Linked DNA regions of Homo sapiens: region 1 is linked to region 2. A link is an interaction called in ENCODE POLR2A ChIA-PET data of the cell type or tissue named here. Cell type or tissue: PC-9. All regions are shown on one strand. Links, peaks and the distances in the headings refer to the core of each region. The heading gives the core; the rest is flanking DNA. Region 1 overlaps FLNB (filamin B). Region 2 overlaps FLNB (filamin B).

Evidence for each region. ChIA-PET counts read pairs that join two places held together with the same protein. Peaks named below come from ENCODE experiments on the same cell type or tissue, not always from the same donor. Only the 100,000 strongest peaks of a DNase experiment are listed, where the experiment ranks them.
Region 1: POLR2A ChIA-PET joins it to region 2 with 31 read pairs; 6 of 35 experiments call an interaction of 5 or more read pairs at or near these places.

The regions. Positions count from the first base shown.
Region 1 is chr3:58,134,960-58,140,337 of GRCh38, reverse strand. FLNB (filamin B) reads right to left here. Exons shown (of 46, transcript NM_001457.4): 28 at 4,170-4,359; 29 at 1,809-2,056. Among named protein-coding and RNA genes, the nearest start is that of FLNB-AS1, 33 kb to the left of the region's middle. In PC-9, for the core only: a CTCF peak has its summit at 4,373; no DNase peak of the experiment used is centred there.
Region 2 is chr3:58,057,715-58,063,092 of GRCh38, reverse strand. The region is part of intron 1 of FLNB (filamin B); the gene reads right to left. Among named protein-coding and RNA genes, the nearest start is that of FLNB, 52 kb to the right of the region's middle. In PC-9, for the core only: no CTCF peak of the experiment used is centred there; a DNase peak (open chromatin) is centred at 2,152; H3K27ac peaks cover 4,002 bases.

The DNA.
Region 1 (5,378 bases), core at 240-5,239, 77 kb before region 2:
GGCCTTTGGTCCAGGACTTCTCAAAGGCAATGGGCAGTTAAGCTGTTTGTCCATGACTCCATGTGCTGTGTGTGAGTAGTGTATTTGAAGAAACCACCCTGTGGGTCTCCTTGAGACATTTGCTATGACTGCAGTGCTGGTCGGTGTCCTTTTTTGGCGTCAAACTTATAGAGGGAAGCAGGGAATCTACCCAACCAAAGCCAATGAACAGTCAGTCAGTCCATCTAGTTAAGGTTCTCTCCCTGGAATGAGAGAATAAAGACCCAAACCAGGTACTGTAGGTGATCGTCCCTTTCTGCCTTCAGCAGTGGTCAGGGGGCAGTGGGTAAACACAAAGTATTCTTGCTTTGTGTGTATTCAGGGGCTAGAAGACACTTATTACTGAGTTTGGAAGCCTCCACTTCTGCAAAAAGGGTCCTCAATTTTTTTACTCTGACTTTCTCACGTAGACCTTCCCAATATGGTCTTCTCTTACCCCCAAATCATTGCACCAGCAGGCCCATGACCACTGCTCAGTGCTTGGCTGCTCTTCCCTCCTTCCACCTAATTCTAACCAACCAGATAAAACCCACTATGGGCTAAAAACAGATTCTGAAAACTACAACTGGTACCCTTCTCTGTGAATAAGGACATCAACTTCCCAGCTGTATTTCTTTCTTCCTACAGGAGAAAAACACTCTTAAATGAACAATGTCAAAAGTTGACAAGTGTTTACATTTACATACTTGAGACATAAAAGAGCCTCCAGATCTCTGGCATGCTGTTTACAGATAAACAGACGTCGATGGAAGGGAATAATACTACAACAGAGTATAGACTGTTCGGAAGAAAGTCCCTGAGCTTTGGAGTTTGGAATGGAGTCTTCATGCACCTCTCCATTGCTGCACAAAATGAAATAATTAGAAGGTGCTTTGTCGGCTGTGCACAAGGCCAGGTCATTAAGGGCCTATAAACCTTGTGGTCAAGTGCGGCTGCTGACCACAGTATCAAAGGACACCAGTGAGGATGACAGCATGGTATTTGGTGTCTGTCTAGACCAAGCATGCTTCATTTGTAAAAAAGCCAACGATGCTTGGTTTTGAGGGTTCAATGAGGTAATGTCCCCAAGGTTTCTAACCCTTTTCCTGGTTGAAGAATATTCAGAAGAAGATCTATTATGTAATAATAAAAATAAATAAACAGAGGAAGATCTATAAGTAACTCACAACTGAAAATGAAAGACCTTGGTCATTCACTAACCCAGGTGTTTGCATAATGGTTTCCTCCTTTTATTCCAGATGTTCCTAGCTGCAAAAGACGAGGTATTTCCCCCTCATACATAAAGTGTGAATCTTTCCAAAACACAAGTGGAGGTACTTTGAGTCCTGGGATTTCAGAGTCAAGTCTCCAAACAAAACAGCATCAGGAAGCTCTCTCCTCCAGCCATGGAGAATGGCCATGAAGATGGAAGAAGGAAGAGCTGGCCGGTTAAAAACCTGTCATGTTTTATGTAGAAACATTTTCATAAAGGTGTGTTTTTCTGAGGAGTTATCTTTCAAAATGCCTGGGCTTAGGCCAGGATATTGCCCAAGTCCCTTATTATGATAGACACCTTGGTGGCCAGTAAGATTCCCTAAAAACCCTTACAGCCAAAGGGTCTCTGAGTTTCTAGAGATTACTCTGGGACTCTACAAGGTCATGACTGCTTAACAAATTTTTTTCCAAAGGAAAAAAAAGGTGAAGAGGATATCCTAGTCAGGGTTCAACAAACGGCAGCTGTTACAGTTTCCACCAATAACAGCATGCTCGGGAGAAGGAATTTTCCTTACCATGACAGTGAAGGGGCTGTTAGGAATATCAACACCACCGAAGCGCACATAGATCACATATGTGCCCGGCTTGGCAGCTGTGTAGAAGATGTCATAGGTTCCATCTTCATTCTCAATGACATCGGCCTCGGCCTCAGTGCCATCTGGGGTCAGAACCGTGCAGGTCACTTTACCCTTCCCGGCAGTCTTGGCATCAACCACAAAGCCTACTTCTTCGCCAGTTTTCACAGTGGAGGCGATTCCAGGACCTGGAGAAGAGTTCAGGGGAAGAGAATGGAAGTATGGACACACATCCTGGAGGCCCAAGAACAAATCATACCCATCCATGTTGTCTGTGCCTGTAAATGTTAGGCCTCCAACTGCTGCCATTCAGAGGGATATCCCAAAGATCCCCTGATCAGGTGTTGCTCAAAGGGTTACGTCATCAATTACTTACTAAATAAGGAGCATCTGTAAGCTCTGAGTGTTGACTAAAGGTTAGCCTGGGTTTGCCAGCATTTAAAGGTATGGCAATGAAGGTTGACTTTCAATAGCAAACATATTGGGCATTTTCTTAAGTGCCAGGTACACATAAAGGTGGGCAAGACACAGTCCCTGCTCTCAAGATGTTAACAGGGCCAGGCACCAAGAACGACATTTCCAACTGCAGTGGAAATGCTGAAGAGGAACTAAGTTACAGAAAAAATAACAAACTGTTCCTCAGAGAAGTGTCTGGCAGCATATCTAGGCAAAGGTTCTAAGAATTTATATCCCAGGGTTGCCGCACTGACAAAGGGCTTCCTAAAGAAAGGAAACATGGCTGAACCCTGAAGGATGGGTGCTGTTAGCTAAGGGAGACTTGCAACCTCTCCCCAGTGACCAGTCTCTCTCTTGATTTCTGGCGCCCCTTTACACAGGATCCACATATCAGGAAATGCAGAAAAGCATGAACTAAAAGCACATTGGTAGATATGAGCCAAGTGCGTAGGAGTAATAGGGAGGGTGGCAAGAACAGTTTGTTCAGGGAGGAGTGGAAGAGAAGACTGGAGTCAATCTGTGGAAGACCCTGAATGACAGACCCAGAGGTGTGGCCAAAAGGCAAGTATTCAGCTCAGGCTTCTGCCCAAGCTGGGGGAGGAAATAGGGCCTGCAAGGCAAGGGGGAAGTCCCCATCCAACGTTAACATGCCATCAATTAGTAAAGATGATCTGGTTGTCGCTGGCAGCTGCATAGACCTAGGAGGTGGTGGATTGGCCTGCATTCCAAAATTTTTCCATTTTTTGCCATGGGTGAGCCAAAAAGGGCCACGCTGAGCAATTCACAACCTTGCCGTGAAAGCCCAGATTTTCTCCATTCAAAAAAAGATGGGCTAAGAGAGAAACAGAACACATCAAGGGTGGTCCTGTGTTTAGTCTTCTTATTTAAAAAGAAGTAAATCTGTCTCATTTTAGAGATGGGGATTCGTGTTTTAAAATCTGCTTGAGCAGCAGCACTGAGCTGCCCAAGGGCTGTTCTTAAAAACTGAAAGGCCGGCCAGGCGTGGTGCTCACACCTGTAATCCCAGCACTTTGGGAGGCTGAGGAGGGCAGATCACTTGAGGCCAGGAGTTCGAGACCAGCCTGGCCAATTATGGTGAAACCCTGAATCCACTAAAAATACAAAACTTAGCCGGGCATGGTCGTGGGCACCTGTGGTCCCAGCTACTCAGGAGGCTGAGGCTGCAGTGAGCTGAGATTGCGTCACTGCACTCCAGCCTGGGCAACAGAGCAAGACTCCATCTCAAAAAAAAAAAAAAAAAAAAAAAGAATGGCCTGTGACAGTCAATAGTTGTGTCTTAGAAACTGAAGGAAAAAGGAGGGGAAAAAAAAAGAAAGAAACCAAAGAAACTGTGATGCTCAAATATTCATGGAGAATTCCTGAGAGGTTTACATATGCATGATGAAAAAAACCTAGATCCTTAAATGTGTTTCTCTAATGCTGACCTGAAATGCTCTTGAATGAATCCTGAGTAACTATCTACTCATAAAAGGCAGAAATGTGCTGCTTTTCATGGGAGCCGCCATCAGAGTTGGGTTCTCAACATTTCAAAAGCATATAATAATAGTTATCATGTACCTAGCACTGTGCTAAGCATTTTTCATGCCTGACCTCATCTAATCTTTGCAGTAACCCTGTAAAACAGTCTCTGTTCCTTAGAAGAGCTTCTTGGATCTAAATGTTCTCCAAATAAAAACAAAGAGCTTCAATCTATGTCAAACTGAAGTTCAGTGAGGTTGAGCAACGTGCCCAGATCATGTAGCTTGTAAGTCACAGAGAAGGGCTACGGCCCGGCTTTCTGATTGCAAAGCCTGTGCCCCTGACCTTGAGATGCCCTGTACTCACCCGTGGCCAGGCACTTGCTGGCATCACCCGTCTGTGTGGCTCGGATGCGATAAGGAGAAAGTGGGATGTCGTCACCCCCGTAGGTGACTCCAATCATATAGCGCCCAGTCTTGTCGGGGATGTAGGTGACAGCATACGTGCCATCTTTATTGTCATGGACAATGGCTCTTTTGGGTTTTCCTTCTTGGTCCTGTGGATCATAGAGAAATGCTATTTAGGATGTTGTCAAGATGTAGAAAACATTCATGGAAAACCCTGACATATTTTCCAATTAGTGCCTCTAGTGGAAACAGACAGAATTGATGGCTTAATACAATCTAGTTTTGTTTTGTTTTTTGGTAGGGAGAGTAGAGGGTCACAGATCCCTTTAACACCATGACAGACATGGCCAATTTTTAGTAATTTTGTTGTCAGGTGAACCAAGAGTGTTTTAGCTCGAAATCCTCTGAAATGTAGGGAGGGGAGGAGGCAGAGGCTTCTGCTCACACACCACCACATCCAGTCTCCCTTTTCTCTTTATTAACAGGACCATAACTCTTAGCTAGGTGCACCGCTCCCAGAAGATGGGAATCCACTTCCTAGCATCCTTGCCACTAGGTAATGTGAATTGTGACCAACCCCCAACAAATCAGAAGGGAATGGAAGTCTATGATGGACTTTTGGCAGGGCTGCTTAAGAGAGCCCACTGAGCTGGGAGGACCCCTTTTTCCCTTCTTTCTTCCTCCTTCTGGCCTGCCATGTGGATGTGATGGCCAGAGCACTGGCAGCCTTATGGTCCAGGAGGAGACCTTAAGGACAGAAGCCACATGCTAGGTAGAGGAGCAGAGAGATGGAGCTGACTTCCTTGGTGAGCTGCAGGGCACCCAGGTGGCTTAGCCTGGGGTTCCTTAACAAGAGAGAATAATCTCATTTATTTCAGCCACTCTTATTTTAAGGTTTACTGTGATATGCAGCATAACTTAGTCTTAAATGAACCAAAGAGTAATTTAAAACATTTAAAAATAAAAACATAGGGGACGGGCACAGTGTCTCATGTCTGCAATCCCAGCACTTTGGGAGGTTGAGGCAGGCAGACTGCTTGAACCCAAGAGAGTTCAAGACCAGATTGGGCAACATGGTGAAACCCCATCTTTAAAAAAAATAAAAATAAAAACATAGGAATAGATGTAGTAAAAAAACATGAAAATTCACCAAAAAGTGGTTCTTGGA
Region 2 (5,378 bases), core at 137-5,136:
AGTGGGTCGATTCCCTGTGCTCAGTGTCCTCACCTGCAAAATGAGAGTCGTAACTCCCTCGCCTCATCAGGCTGCGGTGATACGATGGAGTAAAGCAAGCAAGCAGCACTGCCTGACGACTGTCCCATCAAATTCACGGGGGCTACTACAACCACTGTTATTACTACCATAGTATTATAACACACACAAGTTTGGGAGCTAAGGGTGCCTCCCCGTTGGCATTGTGAAAAGGATTCAAGCCATTCAATTCTGGTTCAAGACTGCTCAGAGCCGAATGCCCTAGAATTCCGCCTTCTAGCACAGATGAGCATTCCATCTGCTAATGACCACAAGAGCTGGGTCCCTAATGGGACACAGCATTAAGGCTGATAGAATCAAGATGTTTCTTGCTCGGTGAGCTGCTGAATGAACTGGCAGTGTGCTCTAGTCTGCAGGCCACCCCAACTCCTCCCACAGATTCCGGGGCAGTCTGCAGGGGCCAGGCTGGGGCCACTGCTGATAGAAAATTAAACACAAGGTCCGTAAATTCAATTTGAAGTTCCCTAACATGATTTCTTTTTCTAATGGGAGGTGGGGGAGGTTTTGATATTAAAGTGATCTTTAGCCATTAAAGCAGTTCATTACAAGACAACTGGTGGGGGGAGGGAGGGAGAACTGAAAACAAATGCCTCCCTGACAGTAAGTGGTTAAATAAACTTTACATTCAAGCAAGAGGAAAACAGGGTGCTGTGAAAAGAATAAGAAATGTTTGTTTGTTCCAATATGAATAGGCTTCTATGATGTATTAAGGGAAGGGGATAATTTGTAGAAAAGTATGAATTGTACAATCCTGTTTTTCAGAAGTCATGACTGCATCTGAACAGAAAGATCTGGAAGCATAAACACCAAACTGTCCTCACTGGCTCCTTCTAGGAAGAAAACTAAGAAGCTGATGGTGGAAGATGGGCTTTCATTTTATTGTTGTTATTTATTCTGCATTGCTTGATTTTTTATTTTTATTTTTTAATGGAGTCTCGCTCTGTCACCCAGGCTGGAGTGCAGTGGCATGATTTCGGCTTACTGCAACCTCCGCCTCCCAGGTTCAAGCGATTCTCCCACCTCAGCCTCCCAAGTAGCTGGGATTACAGGCGCCCCCCATCATGCCCAGCTAATTTTTGTGTTTTTCTAGAGACAGGGTTTCACCATGTTGGCCAGGCTGGTCTTGAACTCCTGATCTCAGGTGATCTGCCCACCTTGGCCTCCCAAAGTGCTGGGATTACAGGCATGAGCCACCACACCCAGCCCCCCCAAAAATTTAATTTTTAAAATTTAAACTACATATGTTACTTTTTTTTTTTTTTTTGGAGGCCAGGGGGAGACAGGGTCTCACTCTGTCACCTAGGCTGGAGTGCAGTGGTGCAATCACGGCTCACTGCAACCTCGACCTCTGAGGATCAGGCTCCCGACTCAGCTTCCTGAGTATCTGGGACATTTGGGTCCCAAGTAGCTGGGACAGTCACCACCATGCCTGGCTAATTTTCGTAATTTTTGTAGAGACAGGATTTCGCCAGGTTTCCCAGGCTTGTCTTAAACTCCCGGGCTCAAGCAATCCTCCCATCTCGGTCTCCCAAAGTGCTGGGATCACAGGAATGAGCCACCATGCCCTACCCATCTGTTACTTTTATAATAAATCTTGACATACATCATCAAAAAAAGAAACATAGTACAATACATATGAAGAACTCTTCATCTTAACAAAATTGCTTGTCAGGATCTATAGGTACTAACGTGGGAAAATCAACAGGTATTATGAAATGATAAAAGCAATGTGTATGACAGGTTCAAATTTGAGTACAGGGTACTACAGAAGTAATATAATTGAATTCATCTATGTACAGACTGTCTCTTGACAAGACAAAAAACTGTTCCCAGACCATGCAGTTGCTTCTGGAAAGAGCAGCAAGGAATAGAGGTGAGGTGGGGTGGTAGGGCAATGGCCTTTCACCTGTTTGTTTAAATCGCTAGTGCAATGTTACCTATCAGCAAAGGAATACCTGGAGACTCTGTGGGTTTGCCTGATTGTCTTTCTGATGCTCCTTGGCTCAGCTTTCTCAGTGGCCATCCAAATGCCTTCCATTCCTCACCAGACACACCCGTCCTGGACAAGCAATCTCCCAGCCTCAGGAGATGGACTTTGCCATTTCCAAACAGCTTGCCAGAGGAGTCGATGTTGAAGATTACATTGCAAAAGATGGAGTCATTTGGTTGCCTTTGGGCATGTTTTTCTTTTCTTTTCTTTTCTTTTCTTTCTTTCTTTTTTTTTTTTTTTTTTTTTTTTTTTTTTGAGACAAGGTCTTGCTCTGTTGCCCAGGCTGGCCTCAAGCAATCCTCCTGCCCCAGCCTCACAAGTAGCTGGGACTACAGGGGTGTGTGCCACCACGCCCAGCTAATTTTTTGGGTCAGCCAGGCACAGTAGCTCACGCCTATAATCCTAGCACTTTGGGAGGCCAAGGTGGATGGGTCACCTGTGATCAGGAGTTCGAGACCAGCCTGGCCAACATGACAAAACCCCATCTCTACTAAAAGCACAAAAATTAGCTGGGCACAATGGCACACGCCTGTAATCCCAGCTACTTGGGAGGCTGAGGCAGGAGAATCACTTGAACCTGGGGGTGAAGGTTGCAGTGAGCTGAGATTGCGCCACTGCACTCCAGTCTGGGCAACAGAGCGAGACTCCATCTCAAAAAAAAAAAAAAAAAAAGAGAGACAGGGTCTCACCATGTTGCCCAGGCTGATCTCAAACTCCCGGGCTCAAACAATGCTCCCGCCTCTGCCTTCCAAAGTGCTGGAATTACAGGCATGAGCCACCACACCCAGCCTTGGGCATGTTTTTCAAGCCACCAAAAAACAAAAACAAAAAACACCCACCTTCCTAACTCCCTTGCGCCCCCGTTCACTTGCACCCTAGGAGAGCTTGTCCATTATGCAGAGGTCCGACCTCCCAGTGAGAGGTGAAACCTGAGGGCTTGGCCCTGTGCAGTTACCCCCCTGAATCCTTACAGCTGCTTTATGAGGAACTGCTGTTGGCTCCATTTTCCAGATTAAGAAAAATAATGAATAGGTCAATTAAACCCAAAGTCAGAGTTGATAAGCAGCAGAGCAGGAATTTGAACCCAGGCCATGACTCCAGAATCCACTGTTGGCTATTTCACCCTGGAGACCCAAACGGGAGTACACAGGAAGATGCCCAAACAAGGACATGATGGTGTTACAAAAGCTTTAAAAACTCAGAACCAAGTAGGGGGAAAATGCTGAGGGTTACATCATCCTCCTAAAAGAGATTTATCAGTGTGCCCCTGAACTCTGGCCCGTGATAAACGGTCGTGGCAGTAAGATAAACAGAACAAGTACACAGCAGATCGGCTTTGCTGCTAAAGGGGGAACACATTCTAACATTCCTGAGGCGCACTGTCCAAGGGCAGGCCAGGCAAGAAACACACGATAAATATCCAAGGCATCACCCCATCCACCAGCTGCTGCCGTGGCTGGAGACGCAGTCCACAGTCAGGGCTCTTTATGACCAGCTCATCTAAACAGTCTGCACCTTAGTCAGAAGCTGCTTCCCGGCTCAACAAGAACCCCAGCTGCAGTGTCTACATCTCAGAGCAGCTCTGCCTGAACCTAGCTCTGAAAAGCTAGGTCCAGCATCCCCCTAGACCACACTCACAGACAAGGCTCTCTCCTCTTACCACCTGGCCTATTTACTAAAGTTTTTCCTTCACTCATGTTTTCTTTTTTCCTTAGCTTAAGTAATTATGTCCTGGAAATCACAGGTTTGATACATTAGTTGCATTTTATAAACACATGAAAAACACATGTTAGAATTTTTAAATGTGTAACATGAGTATCATCTTCAGTACCACCTCTTAGAAAAGACTACCAGATGTTAGCTGGTTTTTCCAGAAAAGGGGGTTTCAGTGGCCAAACAACTGGGGGCACACTAGACTAAACAATTTTTTAACTGCTGCAGGACTTCTCAGAGCCTTTAACATGCCAACGTACATTGACAATCTCAAAGAGAGGGCTACAGTGTCACAGGGAATTTGCCAACACTATTGGACTAGCGGATGTTTAAAAATTTTATCTCCAAAGAGACTAATGTTCTCCAGAAGATAGTTTGGGTAAGTCCACTTTAAACTGCTCTTCAGATCCTCTATGAACAAGTCTCCCAAACATTCCCAGAGGCTGGGAGGTTACATTCTATAAAACTGGCAGGAGTGAGGATGAGACACAGGCAATAAACACACAGAAAGAAAGGAAGACAGGAAATAAGGAATTGGAGCTTTCTCTAATCTACAACTTTCTGTGGCAGTGATTAAGAAATGAGAATCTCGCTATTTGGATTCAAGAAGTTTTGCAGATAAAGGACAATAAAAAGCAGTTTTCAAAACGCTGTCCCTAATTAAGGATGCTAAAGGGAAGCACACCCTTTTGCACAATCCTTAGCCAGTGTTTATGAAATTCAGGCGACAACCAACTCACTTAAAAACCACATTAAGGAACATCTTATTGTTCCAGTGCAAACTGTAATTCTTAAACAACAGGCGATGATTTTGAGGAATTTGGGCGAAAACCAGCTTCTCCTCCTTTCTAGGTTTCCTTTAGAGCAATATGTTGTCTGTGACGAAGATTTAGACAAGTAGGAAGATGCAGGGATGGAGCCCCATAATTTGGCCCACTGCTTACATCAGTAGAAAGAGAGGGAGTCGTCCTGATGTGGGCAACTGGAACATCAAATTATGTGAAAGGGGGAAACCTTCAGAACCTCCAGCCAACTGCCGCTTCACTCTAAACTTCCTACACAGGAGAGGAAAGATAACTTAGTAAAAGTTAGTAAAAACTATTTCTGTAATAACTAAAACACATCCAAGTAGCATCCCTAATGCTACTGAAAGATAAAACGCTCACATGCACAATAATAGCAATGAGCCACGAAGCTTGAGTGCTAAAAAAATCCACTCAACTGGCCAGGCACAGTGGCTCACCCCTGTAATGCCAGCACTTTAGGAGGCCAAGGCAGGCGGATCACCTGAGGTCGGGAGTTCGAGACCAGCCTGACCAATATGGTGAAACCCCCAACTCTTAAAAATACAAAATTAGCCCGGCGTGGTGGCGCATGCCTGTAATCCCAGCTACTCGGGAGGCTGAGGTAGGAGAATCGCTTGAACCTGGGAGGCGGAGGTTGTGGTGAGCTGAGACTGTTCCACTGCACTCCAGCCTGAGCAACAAGAGCAAAACTCTGTCTCAAAAAAAAATCCACTCGACTTACATGTGGTATTAGATCCAAATCTGAGATTCCATCGACTATAATGTAAGTGTAACCAACCTAACCCAACAAC